Linked DNA regions of Homo sapiens: region 1 is linked to region 2. A link is an interaction called in ENCODE POLR2A ChIA-PET data of the cell type or tissue named here. Cell type or tissue: Panc1. All regions are shown on one strand. Each heading gives the region's core, and the rest is flanking DNA. Links, peaks and the distances in the headings are about the cores only.

The links. Peaks named below come from ENCODE experiments on the same cell type or tissue, not always from the same donor. Only the 100,000 strongest peaks of a DNase experiment are listed, where the experiment ranks them.
Region 1: POLR2A ChIA-PET joins it to region 2 with 9 read pairs; 2 of 35 experiments call an interaction of 5 or more read pairs at or near these places.

What each region holds. Positions count from the first base shown.
Region 1 is chr20:63,672,718-63,679,881 of GRCh38, forward strand. RTEL1 (regulator of telomere elongation helicase 1) reads left to right here. Exons shown (of 35, transcript NM_001283009.2): 10 at 1,223-1,376; 11 at 5,428-5,466; 12 at 5,551-5,629; 13 at 7,132-7,164. It overlaps RTEL1-TNFRSF6B (RTEL1-TNFRSF6B readthrough (NMD candidate)), which reads left to right. Exons shown (of 38, transcript NR_037882.1): 10 at 1,223-1,376; 11 at 5,428-5,466; 12 at 5,551-5,629; 13 at 7,132-7,164. LOC124904954 (a long non-coding RNA gene) reads right to left here and starts at 5,658. Exons shown (of 2, transcript XR_007067717.1): 1 at 4,927-5,658. RefSeq lists an enhancer at 3,796-3,940 and a cis regulatory region at 3,868. In Panc1, for the core only: no CTCF peak of the experiment used is centred there; no DNase peak of the experiment used is centred there.
Region 2 is chr20:63,815,681-63,826,684 of GRCh38, forward strand. The region is part of intron 1 of ZBTB46 (zinc finger and BTB domain containing 46); the gene reads right to left. ZBTB46-AS1 (ZBTB46 antisense RNA 1) reads left to right here. Exons shown (of 3, transcript NR_110081.1): 2 at 5,070-5,191; 3 at 6,442-7,335. Among named protein-coding and RNA genes, the nearest start is that of ZBTB46, 10 kb to the right of the region's middle. RefSeq lists enhancers at 1-85, 86-836. In Panc1, for the core only: no CTCF peak of the experiment used is centred there; no DNase peak of the experiment used is centred there; H3K4me3 peaks cover 740 bases; H3K27ac peaks cover 1,046 bases.

The DNA.
Region 1 (7,164 bases), core at 1-5,000, 150 kb before region 2:
TGAAGCCCTAGGTGCCCAGGACTGGGGACTGAGCACACCAGGAGCTTCTGCCACCCCCTCCCGCCCTGATCCGATGCCTCTGCTGGGGCTGGAGACTGGCCAGCTGGGCCAGGGACCTGCCCGTCAGGCGCAGGGCCCCCACAGGCCGCTCACCAGACCCTTTCCCTCCAGCCAGCTCGGGGTCAGCCTGGGCCAGGGCTGTCTCCTCTGCCCTCGGCAGCAGCAGGCTTGTGGTCTTGCCTGCAGTGTCTCTGCCCTTCCGGCCACATGGCTTGAGACTGAGGCAGGAGAATCGCTTGAACCTTGGAGGCAGAGGCTGCAGTGAGCCAGGATCACACCACTGCATTCCAGCCTGGGTGACAAAGCGGGATTCTGTGTCAAAAAAAAAAATGTTGACTGGGCGCGCTAGCTCATGCCTATAATCCCAGCACTTTGGGAGGCTGAGGTGGGCGGATCACGAGGTCAAGAGATCAAGACCATCCTGGCCAACATAGTGAAACACCGTCTCTACTAAAAATACAAAAAAATTAGCTGGGCGTGGTGGCGTGTGCCTATAGTCCCAGCTACTCAGGAGGCTGAGGCAGGAGAATCACTCGAACCCAGGAGGTAGAGGTTGCAATGAGCCAAGATCACACCACTGTACTCCAGCCTGGTGACAGAGCAAGACTCCGTCTCAAAAAAAATAAAATCAAAAAGAATAATTGGCAATTCCAGTGAAATAATTGTTTGTTTGTTTGTTGAGACAGGGTCTCCTTCTGTCGTCCAGGCTGGAGTTCAGTGGTATGATCTTGGCCCACTGCAACCTCCACCTCCTGGGCTCAAGCCATCCTCCCACCTCAGCCTCCCGAGTAGCCGGGACTACAGGTGCACACCACCACGCCCGGCTAATTTTTGTATTTTTTGTAGAGGCGGGGTTTCCCAGCGTTGCCCAGGCTGGTCTTGAACCCCTGAGCTCAAGTGATCTGCCCACCTTGGCCTCCCAAAGTGCTGGGATTACAGGTGTGAGCCACCGCGCCCGGCCTGAAACAATCGTTTCTAAATATTGGTGTGGGCCACACAGTCATGTTTGGACCTACTTGTGGCCTTTTACAGACCCCAGGCCAAGGCTTTGGGAACTTGGCTGTCAGCCTCCTGTGCCTTCTGCACCCCCACCCCATTTCTGCTTTCTGGAACCCCCGATCCTGTCCTGTTCTGTGGTGATTCGGGTGTGCTTGGGCTCTAGGAGAAGATGTGTGAAGAATCGGCATCCTTTGACCTGACTCCCCATGACCTGGCTTCAGGACTGGACGTCATAGACCAGGTGCTGGAGGAGCAGACCAAGGCAGCGCAGCAGGGTGAGCCCCACCCGGAGTTCAGCGCGGACTCCCCCAGCCCAGGTGCGTTCATAGCCAGACTGCTTGGTCCTGAGGCCTGCGCTGCTGCAGGGTGAGCCCCACCCGGAGTTCAGCACGGACTCCCCCAGCCCAGGTGCGTTCATAGCCAGGCTGCTTGGTCCTGAGGCCCGTGCTACTGCAGTGGGCAGCCTGCCCTGTGGCTGTGTGTGGTCGGCCTGGGCACCATCTATTCAGGCTGGCACTGCAGGGCATCCGCTTCTCTCAGAGGCTTCTTGGGTGTGAATTCTTCAGGGTCCTGTAGCCTGTGGAAGGGCTGGTATTGTTCAGTAGTTCTGGTATTTTCCAAAGACCTATGTCTTCTCCCAGCCAGTATCAACTTGGCCTCTACTGTGTAAAACTGGAAAACTCTACTTTGTGAAGCTGAGTTGGGAGCATCGCTTGAGGCCAGGAGTTTGAGACCAGCCTGGGCAACATGGCGGAACCTCGCCCCTGCCAAAAAATTAGCCAGGTGTGGTGGTGTGCTCCTGTGGTCCAAGCTTTTCCGGAGGCCGAAGTGGGAGGCGTGCTTGAGCCTGGGAGGCAGAGCTTCCGGTGCCCCAGATGACTCCACTGCACTCCAGCCTGGGCGGCAGAGTGAGGCCATCTCAAAAAAAAAAAAAAGGAAAACTAAATATATTCACTGTAAGGGCATTTTGCATCTTTAAATGACCCACAAATCTGGCATGCATCAGCTGCTCTGCCTGTAGGTTCCTTCCCAGTGTTTGTCCAGAGGTGTATTTCCACACAGCGCTAGTCACGGCATACGTGGAAAACGTGGAAACCCTTCATGGATGTTGTCAGTTGGTCTATATTTTCTTTCTTTTTTTTTTTTTTGAGATGGAGTTTCACTTTTGTTGCCCAGGCTGGAGTGCAATGGCGCGATCTTGGCTCACTGCAACCTCCGCCTCCTGGGTTCAAGCAATTCTCCTGCCTCAGCCTCCCAAGTAGCTGGGATCACAGGCGTGCACCACCACGCCCAGCTAATTTTGTATTTTTAGTAGAGATGGTTTCTCCGTGTTGGCCAGGCTGGTCTCGAACTCCTGACCTCACGTGATCCACCCGCTTCGGCCTCCCAAAGTGCTGGGATTACAGGCGTGAGCCGCCACGCCCGGCCTTTGTCCATATTTTCTACATGGCTTCTGTAAACAGCTGACTAGGAGTCTGTGTGAATATCTTCATAGGTTCTGCTGTGACACTACTTGCTCGTGAGCATCTCCAGGTGTAAACAGCATCAGCTTCCCCCATTTTCCTTTAAAATCGCACATGTGGACGGACACCACGGGGACCCTGGACCCTGGGGAGCCCCGTCCTCACCCTTCTCACCAGGATGGCTGCTTGGTAGAGAGTGAGTTTGCAAAGTTGGCATTTGTTTAGTACAGAAGTTATCAGGTGTTCTGGCTTTAGAATCCCTTTATATATATATATATATACATATATTTAAGTGACAGGGTCTCACTCTGTTGCCCAGGCTGGAATGTGGTGGTACAATCAAAGTTCCCTGTAGCCTCGGCCTCCTGGGCTCATGGGATCTTCCCGTCTCAGCGTCTTAAAGCGCCGGGACCACAGGTGTGCACCACTGCCACCGGCTCTCAAGATTGCCACGCAGGGAGTTGCAGTGGGGGAAGGGGTTCCTGGGACTTTGAACGCTCCACCTCCCTCCTCTCCACAGTCCCCCAACCCCACCTCTCTAACGGGGTGGACGGCCGCCTCTTTCCATCCTTCGCTTGGCGCAGGGTGGGGAGAGTGACAGGTCTCCTTCCCTCATCTCGGCAGCTGCCATTTCATCGCTTACATAACGTGGGAGAAACATCCACCCACCCCCAGGCCTGTGTGAACATCACCACGGGGCCTTCTCCACTCTTCAGTTTTGTTAGTTACTTGATGTGCAGGGCTTTTTGTTGTAACTAGTGGGGGACGTGTGGTGGGGTGGGCTTCTGCCATCTCATTCAGGACCAGAACTTCAGTTTTCATCCCTATCTGTTCCCCCACCCCTTTGGAGATGGGGTCTCACTCTGTCACCCAGGCTGGAGAGCGGTGGTGCCATCACGGCTCACTGCAGCCTCCACCTCCTGCAGCCTCCACCTCTTGGGCTCAAGTGATCCTCCTGCCTCGGCCTCCCAAGCTCCTGGGACTACAGGCGTGTGCCACTGTGCTTGGCAGGGTCCATTCTTTTCCTCACACTTTATTTATTGAAGAGCCCAGGCCGTTTACCCTGCAGAGTCGGAATCTGTACAGGAGGGGCAGCCACACGAGTTCCCCGGTTTACTCTGAACTTAGGTGGCTTGAGGGCCCCAGTTAGACTGCGGCCACCGTTTGCCGGGCTCCAGATGGGACGTCCTTTCTATCAGAAGGCTCACAGTATCTCCTTTCCCGTTTCTTCCCATGTGAACATTGTTGCTGCTGAACACCTGAATATGTTAATCACTGGGGGCTTGCAAGATGGCAGTGTGCTAATTCCATCATCTAGTCAGTTAGCAGGAATAACTTAGGACCACGCCCTGCACCATATCAGCTATGTGGTGATCCCATTCACACAGGAAAGGTGGGACAAATGCTGGGGGTGGGCCGGGTGTGCTGTCTCACACCTGTCATCCCAGCACTTTGGGAGGCCCAGGCAGGCGGATCACGAGGTCAGAGATTGAGACCATCCTGGCCAACACGGTGAAACCCCGTCTCTACTAAAAATACAAAAAAATTAGCCAGGTGTGGTGGTGCATGCTTGTAATCCCAGCTACTTGGGAGGCTGAGGCAGGAGAATCACTTGAACCCAGGAGGCGGAGGTTGCAGTGAGCCGAGATCGCACCATTGCACTCCAGCCTGGCGACAGAGCGAGACTCCGTCTCAAAAATCAATCAGTCAATCAAGTGTCATCACTGAATGTTTGTGTGTGAACGTGGGGATTGGTCCTGCCCCATGCTCCCTCCTGAATCTCACTCCTGACCTCAGTTGCTGCACCTTGAGGTGTTTTCATGTGGGCTCTTGTGTCCTGACCCCGGCGGTTGTGGCCTCTTTGCTGTCTGGGAGTCAGGATTTTTCACACTCATGTCCTGCTCCAGACCTGGAATCAGCCAAGTCTCCAAGAAGCCCTGCTTTCTTTTCCTGCAAGACGGTATTTCAAGACCCGCCATGCGGCAGCGGGTTGGTCATGGTTACTGGGTTGGTCGTTGTTACTGGGTGTTTTCGTGGAGATACAGCCATACGCACAGGTGTGTTCACAAATGTTAATTCTAAAGGTCAAACACCCGGCCAGGCATAAGGGCTCAGCGGTAATCCCAGCACTTTGGGAGACCAAGACTGGTGGATCACCTGAGGTCAGGAGTTTAAGACCAGCCTGAGCAACAGGGTGAAACCCCATCTCTACTAAAAATGCGAAAATTAGCCGGGCATGGTGGCGCACACCTATAGTCCCAGCTAGTCGGGAGACAGACACGAGAATTGCTTGAACCTGGGACATGGAGGTTGCAGTGAGCAGAGATGGCGCTGCTGCACCCCTGCCTGGGTGACAGAGTGACACCCTGTCTCAAAAATGAATAGATAAATAAAGATAAAACACCTGCTCCTCTTGGTGTCTCCAGTTTGGATTTGGCCTGTGTAGCCTCTTCCTTCGCCTGTTGGTGGATTTGGCCTGCACGGATTCTGTGTGGCCTCTTCCTTCCCCTGTTGGTGGATTTGGCCTGCACGGATTCTGTGTGGCCTCTTCCTTCCCCTGTTGGTGGATTTGGCCTGCACGGATTCTGTGTGGCCTCTTCCTTCCCCTGTTGGTGGATTTGGCCTGCACGGATTCTGTGTGGCCTCTTCCTTCCCCTGTTGGTGGATTTGGCCTGCACGGATTCTGTGTGGCCTCTTCCTTCCCCTGTTGGTGGATTTGGCCTGCACGGATTCTGTGTGGCCTCTTCCTTCCCATGTTGGTGGATTTGGCCTGCATGGATTCTGTGTGGCCTCTTCCTTTCCATGTTGGTGTCCTTTTTTCCATGCCAGGAATCCTGGTTCTCAAGGGCGGGGTTGTTGGCACGAGCGTGATGCAGACTGCCTTTGCTGCCTTTCTCTTGCCCAGGGCTGAACATGGAGCTGGAAGACATTGCAAAGCTGAAGAGTAAGTGTTGCCCTCCCCGCCTCCTTGCAGCTGGGTGGGGCCTCCTCCTTGCGAGGAGGTGGGTGACACCTCCTCGACCCACAGTGATCCTGCTGCGCCTGGAGGGGGCCATCGATGCTGTTGAGCTGCCTGGAGACGACAGCGGTGTCACCAAGCCAGGGAGGTGAGAGGCGGGGAGCCAGCCCCTTCACTGCAGGCCCAGCCTAGAGCTAGAAACGGGCCATGGTGCAGTCCTGGGCTGTCACATCACGAGTGAGGCCTGTTTTCAGGCCTGTTTTCCCTTTTTGAGACCTGGGAGGAGCACCTGCTTTGCATGATCTGGTTGCTGAGATGTTGAGAGGAGCAGCACACACTCCCACGGGACAGCACACAGCCCCCCACGGAACGGCACACACACCCATGGAACAGCACACACACTCCCACGAACAGCACACACACTCCCACGAACAGCACACACACTCCCACGGAACAGCACACACACCCACGGAACGGCACACACACCCACGGAACAGCACACACACTCCCACGGAACAGCACACACACCCACGGAACGGCACACACTCCCACGGAACGGCACACTCTCCCACGGAACAGCACACTCTCCCACGGAACAGCACACACACTCCCACGGAACAGCACACACACCCACGGAACGGCACACACTCCCACGGAACAGCAGACTCTCCCACGGAACAGCACACACACTCCCACAGACAGCACACACACACCCACGGAACAGCACACTCTCCCACGCGGGGCCGCTGGGTTTCCTGCAGTTTCTCCTCCTCCAGGCCTTTCCCTGGACCCTGGTCCAGTCCGTCATTTGAGCACAGGTGCCTGTTAGAACGAGACCTTCTTGTTAGGACGATGAGTGTCCCAGCCACCACCTCTTTTGGACTCCGGGAGGCCTGGAACGTTCTGAACGCTCCGTGGGGCTCCAGTCTTCTCCGCAGCCAGGGCAGCAGGGTTTGCTGTCTGTCCTGCAGGCAGATGAGGAGTCAGGGCTGGGGCCTGTGTGGGGGCTCTCCTGAGCGCACAGCCGCCGAGGTGGAGCGTGTTCTGCCTGAGCGCCGACCTGGTCGGGGGAATCCCAGTTGCTTCCAGGTGGAGCCACTGTCCTCAGCGTAATGCTCAAGGCTCTGGCCTGGCTCCTCGGCCACCCTGCACCCTCAGGGTCCCCTCCTGTAGCTTCTGCTGCCCCATCACTGTCACTCTCCAAAGCTTTGGGGACTCTGCCCAGAGCCACCGCCTCCCAGAAGCCCCTGACAACCTCTTGACGACCCCCTAGTGACCCCATCCCTCCCCTCTGACGGCGGCCCCTGCTCTGAGGCGGCTTCTTTTCCTCGGTGCTGTTCTCGTGCTGGCCAGGCCTCCTCTCCCCACCTGGAGGCTCCTGAGGGCGGAGGCCTCTCACCTCCAATGCTGGCGTCCCCTGGAGGGCTGAATTTGTTTCCGAGGGAAGGAAACTTCCACAGTTGTTGCCTTCAGTTCCAAAGCTGCAGCCTGATTTCCCCCTCCAGGCTCGAGCCTGTTTTCTTCTCGGCAGCTACATCTTTGACCAGTGTCGTCCCCCCTCAGGCCCGAGCCTGCCTTCTTCTCCTCAGTTCCCAAAGCTGCAGTCTGGTCCCCCCGCCAGGCTCGAGCCTGCCTTCTTCTCCTCGGCAGCTACATCTTTGAGCTGTTTGCTGAAGCCCAGAT
Region 2 (11,004 bases), core at 3,002-8,001:
TGCAGTGAGTGCAGGTGCAGGTGGGCGCAGGTCGAGTGGGTGCAGGTGCAGTAGGTGCAGGTGAGCACAGGTGCAGTGGGTACAGGTGGGCACAAGTGCAGAAGGTGCAGGTGCAGTGGGTACAGATGGGCATAGGTGCAGTGAGTGCAGGTGAGCACAGGTGCAGTGAGTGCAGGTGCAGGTGGGCGCAGGTCCAGTGGGTGCAGGTGCAGTGGGCACAGGTACAGTGGACACAGGTGGGCACAGGTGCAGTGGGTGCAGGTACAGTGGGCACAGGTGCAGTGGGTGCAGGTACAGTGGGCGCAGGTGCAGTGGGCACAGGTGGGCACAGGTGCAGTGGGCGCAGGTGGGCACAGGTGCGGTGGGTGCAGGTGCGGTGGGCGCAGGTGCAGTGGGCACAGGTGGGCACAGGTGCAGTGGGCGCAGGTGCAGTGGGCGCAGGTGGGCGCAGGTGCAGTGGGTGCAGGTGCAGTGGGTGCAGGTGCGGTGGGCACAGATGCAGTGGGCACAGGTGCAGTGAGCAAGGCAAAGGGGGTGCCCAGAGGAGGGCCCGAGTCCTGCTTCGGATTGGGAGGCACAAGCAGCCGCAACACTCAGCTGCCCCTCTTGGCTCCATCTCTGCTCACCCTCAACATGACTCCCTCCCCACCCACCCCGTGTCTCTCCTCACAGGCTCACATCACCCAAGATACTCAAAGCATCTCCCCCATCTGCATAACCCAGCAAAGCAAGGACTCCATGACCTGCTGTGTACCCAGGCCAGGAACCTGACCTGCCACAGGCCCAGGGCTGCGTGCACACTGGCTGAATGCATTAGTTAATATTTTGGTGACGCTGGTTACTTGCCACCTCTGCTGTAAATAACAGCAGCGTCAAGGATACAGTGGCCACGAGAGGTAGCAGCTGCTGATGTGTGGAGAAGCCTCCATAGAGAAATACGTGTGAAAGATGCATCAAGAAAACCCAAGCTGTGATGCTGTTAAGGGCTGAAATGTGTCTGCTGAAGTCCTAAACCTGCAAACGTGACCTTATTTGGAAATAGGGTCTTTGCAAATATAATCAAGTTAAGATGAGGTCATAGTGGATTAGGGCGGGCCCTCACCCAATAGGACCAGCTTCCTTAAAAGAAAAGGAAAAGGCCAGGCCTGGCACGGTGGCTCACGCCTGTAATCCCAGCACTTTGGAAGGCTGAGGCGGGCAGATCATCTGAGGTCAGGAGTTCGAGACCAGCCTGACCAACATGGAGAAACCCCATCTCTACTAAAAATACGAAACTAGCCGGGCATGGTGGCGCATGCCTGTAATCCCAGCTACTCAGGAAGGCTGAGGCAGGAGAATCGCTTGAACCCAGGAGGCAGAGGTTGCGTTGAGCCAAGATCGCGCCACTGCAGTCCAGCCTGGGCAACAAGAGCGAAACTCAGTCTCAAAAAAAAAAAGAAAAGAAAAGAAAAGGAAAGGGCCAGATGTGGTGGCTCATGCCTGTAATCCCAACTCTTGGGGAGGCAGAGGCAGGAGGATCGCTTGAGCCCAGCATGGGCCACATAGGGAGACCCTGTCCCTACAAAAAGTAAAAAAATTAGCCAGGTATGATGGTGCATGCTTGTAGTCCCAGCTACTTGGGAGGCTGAGGCAAGAGGATCCTTGAGTCTGGGAGAAGGAGGCTACAGTGAGCTGTGCTTGTGCCACTGTACTCCAGCCTGGCCCACAGAGTGAGATCCTGTCTCAAGAAAAAAAAATAGAAAAAGAAAAAGAGGCCGGGTGCAGTGGCTCAGGCTTGTAATCCCAGCTCTTCAGGAGGCCAAGGTGGGCGGATCACCTGAGGTCAGGAGTTCGAGACCAGCCTGGGCAACATGGTGAAACCCTGTACCTACCAAAAATACAAAAAATTAGTCAGGCGTGGTGGCACACGCCTGTAATCCCAGCTACTTGGAAGGCTGAGGCAGGAGAATCGCTTAAACCTGGGAGGTGGAGGCTGCAGTGAGCTGAAATGGTGCCACTACACTCCAGCCTGGGCAGCAGAGTGAGACTCTGTCTCAAAAAAAAAAAAAAAAGGAAGAAGAAGAAAGAAGAGGAAAAAACCTGGACACCCGCAGGGGAGACTGTGTGAAGACAGAGGCAGAGGCTGGAGCGAGGCGTCTATAAGCCAAGAGGCACCAGGGACTGTGGTCAACACCTGCAGCTGAAGAGGCAGGAGGACCCTCCCCTGGAGCCTTGGGAGGAAGAGTGGCCCCGTCCACCCCGATGCTGGGTGTCAGCCTCCAGCCCTGTGACAGAATAAGGCTCTACCGTTTTCAGCCACTCAGGCCATGGTCCCATGTAACGCAGCCCCAGGAACTCGCCCAAACAGCAAGCTCACCTACAGAGACTGCACGGCACCACGCTCTGAGTGGTGGCACTGGGGGTCTTCACCCAGGACTCACATGGTCCCATCCGCCAGGGACCCTGCCTTTTGAGTCTGTAGTTTTGAGGTACACTGCAAGGGGCCCTTTGTAGAGCTGGACAAGGGCGCTGGGGTGAGAGCCACTGGCGCCATCCACGCTGCCCCTGCCAGGTGAGGCATGCCTTGACCACGGTCCTGCTGGAAAGCACGTGGCAAAGCCACCCAGAAACCAGATGCAAAGCCCAGAAGCCCTCGGTGCAGCCCCTGCATCCAAGTCACGGTCCCCTCCAGCTGGGCTGCGTAAGGAGGTCCAACCCTGGGTCTTCGTGAGGAGGAGAGCAGCGCAGTGCCGCCCCGCAGTCAGTTCTGCAGAGGGAGGGTGGGCCAGGCCAGTGCGGACCCCCAGGGCATGTTCTACAGCAACAGTGGCCACAGCTCCAGCCAACACCTGGGCACTCGCCATCTCTCCTGATAGTTATGTATTCATGTCAGCATGTCAAGAAAAGCATCACTGGCTGGTCGCGGTGGCTCATGCCTGTCATCCCAACACTTTAGGATGCCGAGGCGGACAGATCACAAGGTCAGGAGTTCGAGACCAGCCTGGCCAACATGGTGAAACCCCGTGTCTATTAAAAAAAAATGCAAAAATTAGCCGGGCATGGTGGCAGACACCTGTAATCCCAGCTACTGGGGAGGCTGAGGCAGGAGAATCGCTTGAAACTGGAAGGCAGAGGTTGCAAGGCAGAGGTTGCAGTGAGCCGAGATCGCGCCACTGCACTCCAGCCTGGGTGAAAGAACGAAACTCCAGCTCAAAAAAAAAAAAAAAAAAGAAGGCCAGGCGCAGTGGCTCAAGCCTGTAATCCCAGCACTTTGGGAGGCCAAGGTGGGCGGATCACAAGGTCAGGAGTTCAAGACCGCCTGACCAACATGGTGAAACCCCGTTTCTACTACAGAATACAAAAATTAGCCAGGCGTGGTGGTGTGCGCCTGTAATCCCAGCTACTCAGGAGGCTGAGGCAGGAGAATCGCTTGAACCCGGGAGATGGAGGTGGCAGTGAGCTGAGATCGCGCCACTGCACTCCAGCCTGGGCGACAGAGTGAGACTCTGTCTGAGAAGAGAAGAGCATCACTGAGACACCAACTCATGACTTCCTGGATGCGCTTCCTTCTTAAGACAAGGCAAAAATTAGGTGAAGTACAAAATGAGGTTGTTATCAATAACATTAAGCGAACAGAGAGCGCACCCGGGATGCTAATGGATGCTGCCTGCCAGCTTTGCTCCCTCCAGGAGCGCATCCCGAAGAAGACGAGCCAGCCCTCACCAGGGTGCAGGTGTGTGTCTCACTCAGACCCTTCCTGACCCTGAATCTCAGGCTCACCCGGAGGCGTCTGTGATCACAGCTCTGCTTCCTGTGAGGGCTCTGCCATGGGCACTCGACATGGCCTTACACAGACACAGGGTCCCACAGACGATGGGACCTCCTACCCTCCCTTCTCCCAAGGTCTCTAGCAATTTCCACACTGAAGAAAGCAAAAACAGCAACAGTGTCCCAGGGGCCAGACCAGAGGTAAACGGATTAAAACAACCACTTCTCGGCCTCCCTGAATGTTACTGCAACGTCTAGTGAAATCCAGTGAGCAGCCGTGAAAATGGCTTTAACTAGATGGGATATCAGAGTTAGTGCCACCTCGTAACTCCCTGCCTCACTCCGCCAACAAGTAAGAAAAGCAACTGGGACGCTCGGAGCACTGACAGCCGCTTTGTCAGTCACGGGACACGCATTTCACCGTCCAGCAGAGGGTGTCTGCTAATGATTTCCGAAAAGTTCTTCAAAACACTCCGAAGTACAGAACAAGTCTACATACAAACTAAAATAAAAGCAACGAAATACTATAGATGTATTTCCATATATCACCGTAGGCAGCGAAACATAACCATTTCCTCAGGCAAAAACATGCAAACTCCCAGTGTATGACGTTAGCAACGTATAACGAAGAAAAGAAAGCAAAAGTCATAAAAACAGTAAACAGGCACACTTTTTTTTTTGTTTGAGACGAAGTCTCGCTCTGTCACCCAGGCTGGAGTGCAGTGGCACGATTTCGGCTCACTGCAAGCTCTGCCTCCCAGGTTCACGCCATTCTCCCACCTCAGCCTCCTGAGTAGCTGGGACTACAGGCACCCGCCACCACACCCAGCTAATTTTGTTTTTTTGTATTTTTAATAGAGACGGGGTTCCACTATGTTAGCCAGGATGGTCTCGATCTCCTGACCTCATGATCCGCCTGCCTCGGCCTCCCAAAGTGCTGGGATTACAGGCATGAGACACCGCGCCTGGCCAATGTAAACAGGCACACTTTTTAAGAAGTATATTATATATATATATTTTTTTTTTGAGACAGAGTTTTGCTCTTGTTGCCCAAGCTGGAGTGCAGTGGTGCAATCTCGGCTCACACAACCTCCACCTCCCCAGTTCAAGCGATTCTCCTGCCTCAGCCTCCCGAGTAGCTGGATTACAGGCGCGCCACCATGCCCAGCTAATTTTGAATGTTTGGTAGAGACCGGGTTTCTCCATGTTGGTCAGGCTGATCTCGAACTCCCGACCTCAGGTGATCCGCCCACCTGGGCCTTCCAAAGTTCTGGGATTACAGGCGTGAGCCACCGCGCCCAGCCTATTTATTATTTTTTTAGATGGAGCCTCACACTGTTGCCCAGGCTGGAGTGCCACAGCACGATCTCGGCTCACTGCAATCTCTGCTTCCCAGGTTCAAGCGATTCTCCTGCCTCATCCTCCCGAAGATCTGGGACTACAGGTGTCTGCCCCCATGCATGGCTAATTTTTTTTTTTTTTTAGATGGAGTTTCGCTCTTGTTGCCCAGGCTAGAGTGCAATGGTGCGATCTCAGCTCACTGCAACCTCCGCCTCCCAGGTTCAAAAGATTCTCCTGCCTCAGCCTCCCAAGTAGCTGGGATTACAGGCATGCGCCATCACGCCCAGCTAATTTTTGTATTTTTAGTAGAGACGGGGTTTCACCATGTTGGCCAAGATGGTCTCAATCTCTTGACCTCATGATCCGCCCGCCTCAGCCTCCCAAAGTATTACAGGCGTGAGCCACTGCGCCCGGCCTTTTTTTTTTTTTTCAGTAGAGACAGGGCTTCACGATGTTGGCCAAGACAAACTCCTAACCTCAGGATCCACCCACCTCAGCCTCCAAAGTGCTGGGATTACAGGCCTGAGCCCCTGTGCCTGGCCATTATTACTATTATTATTTTTTATTTTAGAGAGGGTCTTGCTGTGTTGCCCAGGGTGGCCTTAAACTCCTGGGCTCAAACGCTCCTCCTGCCTCAGCCTCCTGAGCAGCTGGGACTACAAGCAGGCACGCTTTTTTTTTTTTTTCTGAGACGGAGTTTCCCTCTTGTTGCCCAGGCTGGAGTGCAATGGTGCGCTCTCAGCTCACTGCAACCTCCACCTCCCAGGTTCAAGTGATTCTCCTGCCTCAGCCTCCCAAGTAGCTGGGATTACAGGTGTGTGCCACCACGCACAGCTAATTTTTTTGTGTATATATTTTTAGTATAAATGGGGTTTCACCATGTCAGCCAGGCTAGTCTCAAACTCCTGACCTCAGGTGATCTGCCCACCTCGGCCTCCCAAAGTGCTGGGATTACAGGTGTAAGCCACCATGTCTGGTCCAGGCTCACTTTTAATAAGGTGATGCTAAACAGAAATACTTAAAGTACAGAGTAACATTAACCTGAAATGTTTCATTCACTTTGGAAAAAAACAACAGCCACTGTTTAGGAAGCACCGAGGCGGTTTTAAATATCCTGACTCCCTTAGTTTCCCTTCAGAAATAAAAACCTTTGTGATATCACTAACAATTCTCAGAGCACAAGGCTGTCCCGCAGCCTGCCCCAAGCACTTACTCACCAGAAAAACCCAGCCAGTCACTCAGCACACTGCGAGAACTTACACCTTTAACTTCCCCTATCTAAGAAGCTTTTTGCGGGAAAAATTACCATCTGTGCTTTTACTCAATAGTGAGCTCTTACCATTAACATTTTAGAAACATGAACACAGCCCTGATCAAGCGGAACCGATACACTCCCGAAACAGGCAGAAAATCCTAAACACACTTGCAGCACCAGCCAGCAAAGCTGCACTCACAGCGTCGGGAACCGGAGGTGGCTGGGAGAACCGGGAATAAACGACGGGACACACGTCCAGCCTTCCTGAGTTCAAGCGCCCTGAATTCACCCACCAGCACACCCATGGGGGAGACGGGCACTTTTGTATGTGACACGGGCCCCCAATGAGAAAAGCCTGGGGTGCTCTCCCTAGAGCTGACACGTGTACACGCATGCAAAACCCAGCCCTGGGACTGATGGGCTCTAGGCCCCGACAAAGGAGCACAGGAGGCCTATTCCATTTCAGTACAATGGGTTCCGTGATTGGCCAAGGCTGGGCTCAGTCCTACACCAGACTGACAGCTTCCTCACCCTCCCACGCTTGGGTTTAAAGACATGTCCACAGGAAGATGCACCATCAGTCAACGGCTGCTGTTAGGAGAAACAGGAACAGCACTGACCACACGGCGAGCACAGGACACGGCCAACCCGGCAAGCACGAAAACATGAGAGTGAAGCCTACAGTGAGTCTCGGAATTCCAGACCACGGGCCAGGTGCTATGGCTCACACCTGTCGTCCCAGCACTTTGGGAGGCTGAGGCAGGATGAATGCTTGAGCCCAGGAGTTTGAGACCAGCCTGGGCAACACAGCGAGACCCTGTCTGTACAAAACATGTTTTAAAAATGGAAACAAAAAGTCGGGAGCGGTGGCACACACCTGTCATCCTAGCACTTTGGGAAGCCGAGACGGGTGGATCACTTAAGCTCAGGAGTTCGAGACCAGCCTGGGCAACATGGACAAACCCCGTCTGTACTAAAACTTAAAAAAAAAATTAGCTGGGCATGGTGGCGCGCACCTGTGATCCCAGTTACTCAGGAGGCTGAGGCAGCAGGAGAATCACTTGAAACCGAGAGGTGGAGATTGCAGTGAGCCAAAACTGCACCACTGCACTCCAGCCTGAGCGACAGAGCGAGACTCCACCTCAAAAATACATACATAAAATAAAAATAAAAATGGGAACAAAAGGCCAGGCACAGTGGCTCACTGTCATCCCGGTACTTTGGGGGTTCCAGGTGGGCAGATGGGGGTGCACTCGCGCTCAGGAGTTCAAGACCAGCGTGGGCAACATGGCAAAACCTGGTCTCTACTAAAAAAAGTACAAAAATTAGCAGGGTGTGGTGGCACACGCCTATAATCCTAGCTACTCAGGAGACTGAGGCACAAGAATCACTTGAGCCCAGGAAGCAGAGGTTGCAGTGAGCCAAGATCACGCCACTGCATTCCAGCCTTAGCGACAGAGTGAGACCCTGTCTCAAAAAAATAAATAAATAAATAAGATAAAATAAAAATAAAACAAAAATAAAAAAATTGGCCGGGTGTGGTGGTGCGTGCTTGTAGTCCCAGGTACTCAGGAGGCAGAGGTGGGAGGATCACCTTAGCCCAGGTCGAGGCCGCAGTGAGCCATGACTGTGCCACTGCACTCCAGCCTGGGCAACAGAACGAGGCCCCTTCTCAAAAAAAAATTAAATAATTCAGACCAGAAAAAAGGACAATATCCACGTCACACTGCATCCCTGACCACACACTTCCCAGAACAAGTTTTCTCGTTGTGGTGTCTTCCAATTCCTTTTCCTCTGTCCTGATTCCTGTCCTGACCTTTGTCCTCTAGGAACCTTGTGTGTGTGTGTGTGTGTGTGTGTGTGTGTTCTTTGGGACTGCTCCGTTTTCTGTTTGTAAAAGGAAATGTAAACCGTTGAATGGGCTCCCCACAGGACTAACGTAAACGACCAGATTACACTTGAGAAGTGGAGATTTTGAGTGCAGAGAGGAGGCTGTAGGCGAATCAAGGCTTCTTTAGAGACCAGAGGCTCAGGGCAGGGTCGCTGGCCAAAGTCCTCTGTTTCCTTGAATGGGTAACAAGCAGACACGTCCCACCTAAGCATCAGGGCCACCTTCGAGGTTGAGCAGCCGGCCTCCCTGAAGCATGGGAAATTCCGAGTCTTGTGGGTCTGCAGATTCCACACTGAAATGGGAGGAGGAAGAAATGGGGCTGGACCTGGACAAACAAGTGCCTTCTTCAGCCAGTCTGTCCTCCACCCCTAAAGGAGCTGAATAATCTCTACTTCTTTCGAAAATACCTAAGCTGGCTTTGAACTTGCCAAATAAAAGGATACTGCCATTCACCAGATTCAATAATTTAAATGGCATGGAAAGAGAACACCCATTTTATTCAAATAGGGCCACACCAAGACAAGAAAGACTACAGACCATGTTGTCTTGAAAGCTAATTTAGCAAATATCAGAAAAACTCACTTGGCGGTTGCCACAAAAGCCCTGAACCACGCCCTTTTTCCTGAAAGCTCAGGGTCTGCAGGACAACTCAGAGGTTCTAATCCCACCCAAAATTTCACGTGGCCAAGGAACACTTACCGCCTTCCCCCACCCCCGTTCTTCTGGGTGCTCTGAGAGGTGATGTTTCCATCACTGCACCCCCATCTCACCGTCATCAAACCCTCCCTCCCCCATCTTCCCATCACTGCACCCCCATCTCACCGTCATCAAACCCTCCCTCCCCCATCTTCCCATCACTGCACCCCCATCTCACCGTCATCAAACCCTCCCTCCCCCATCTTCCCATCACTGCACCCCCGTCTCACCGTCATCAAACCCTCCCTCCCCCATCTTCCCATCACTGCACCCCCGTCTCACCGTCATCAAACCCTCCCTCCCCCATCTTCCCATCACTGCACCCCCGTCTCACCGTCATCAAACCCTCCCTCCCCCATCTTCCCATCACTGCACCCCCGTCTCACCGTCATCAAACCCTCCCTCCCCCATCTTCCCATCACTGCACCCCCGTCTCACCGTCATCAAACCCTCCCTCCCCCATCTTCCCATCACTGCACCCCCATCTCACCATCATCAAACCCTTCCTGGCTGGGTGCAGTAGCTCATGCCTGTAATCCCAGCACTTTGGGAGACCGAGGCAGGCGGATCACTTGAGGTCAGGAGTTCAAGACCAGCCTGGCCAACATGATGAAACCCCATCTCTACTAAAAATACAAAAATTAGCCGGGCGTGGTGGCGGATGCCCATAATCCCAGCTTCTAGGGAGGCCAAGGCAGGAGATTCGCTTGAACCCGGGAGGCAGAGGTTGTAATGAGCCGAGATCTCGTCACTGCACTCCAGCCTGGGGGACAGAACAAGACTCCGTCTCAAAAAAAAAAAAAAAAACCCTCCCTCCCGCCCACCATCTCACTACCATCAAACCCCTCCCTCCCGGCTTCCCAGGGCCAGTTGTCCCCATGCTGCACAAACAGCCCTGGGCACTTTGTGTCAACAACTCTGTTTTCTGGTTCTATCCCTGCACTTGCTGTTCCTCCAACCAGAACAGCCTTGCTCCACTTCTCAGCCTCTGCAAAGCGGCTGGCTATGGCCAATGAGTGGATTATGAGTGTGTTTCTAGAAAGCCTGTGTGTCTGGATGTGCCCCTCCACAGCCCAGAAATCAACAACCAGGCCTTCGAGTTTCTTCATAACTCAGAAGCTTCTAATCTCTGTGACTTTTTGTGGGATTCTTTCAGGGAAGTCAGTTGGGAAAGCGGCGAATCAACACTGCGACAGGTAATGCTTAGCTTGGGCCGACTTCTCGTTCTTCTGCCCAGTTAAGAGCCATAGTTTTGCTCCCCATGCCCCAGCAGATAAGCAAAGCCTCTGTCCATCCGGCGGGTGACCCACACTAAGAAGACGACTTGCCCAGAGTAACGTGGGCCACGCGGTCCAGGTGTGTCCACCTCTCACAAAGGCAGCTGTCAACACCGGGAGTTCCTAAGCCCTCTGCACGTAGCCCAAGGCACAGCAGTGCCCCTCTCCACATCTCCACAGAGGAGCACCGACGCAGGCCTCGTGTGCAGCGATATGCCAGCGAATGGGAAGGCTTTCTGTGCAAGAGGCTTCATTTTCTTCATTTTCTTCAGAGTGGTTGGAAGAGATGATGTGATGCACTTTTGTAAACGAAAATGTCTTACAAACAAAGTATCTGTGTGTCCCATGCAAGCAGCAATGCTGCCCGACTTTCAGATAAATGAAGACATTTTTAGAAACTGATTGTTCACACACATATGTGGCTCTTTTCCATTTTGGGGGAAACTGAGAAGGACTGAGTCGCTAGTAAGTCAGAGATGCTCAAAGAGAAACCAAGAGGAGCCCGGGGGCGACACCTGGGCCGACAATGACAGGCCCAGAGAAGAAATGCTTTGGCTGGGCACGGTGGCTCATGCCTGTAATCCCAGCACTTTGGGAGGCCGAGGCGGGTGAATCATGAGGTCAGGAGATCGAGACCATCCTGGCTAACATGGTGAAACCCCATCTCTACTTAAAAAAAAAAAAAAAATTAGCCGGGCATGTTGGCAGACGCCTGTAGTCCCAGCTACTCCGGAGGCTGAGGCAGGAGAATGGGGTGAACCCGGAAGGTGGAGCTTGCAGTGAGCCGACATCGCGCC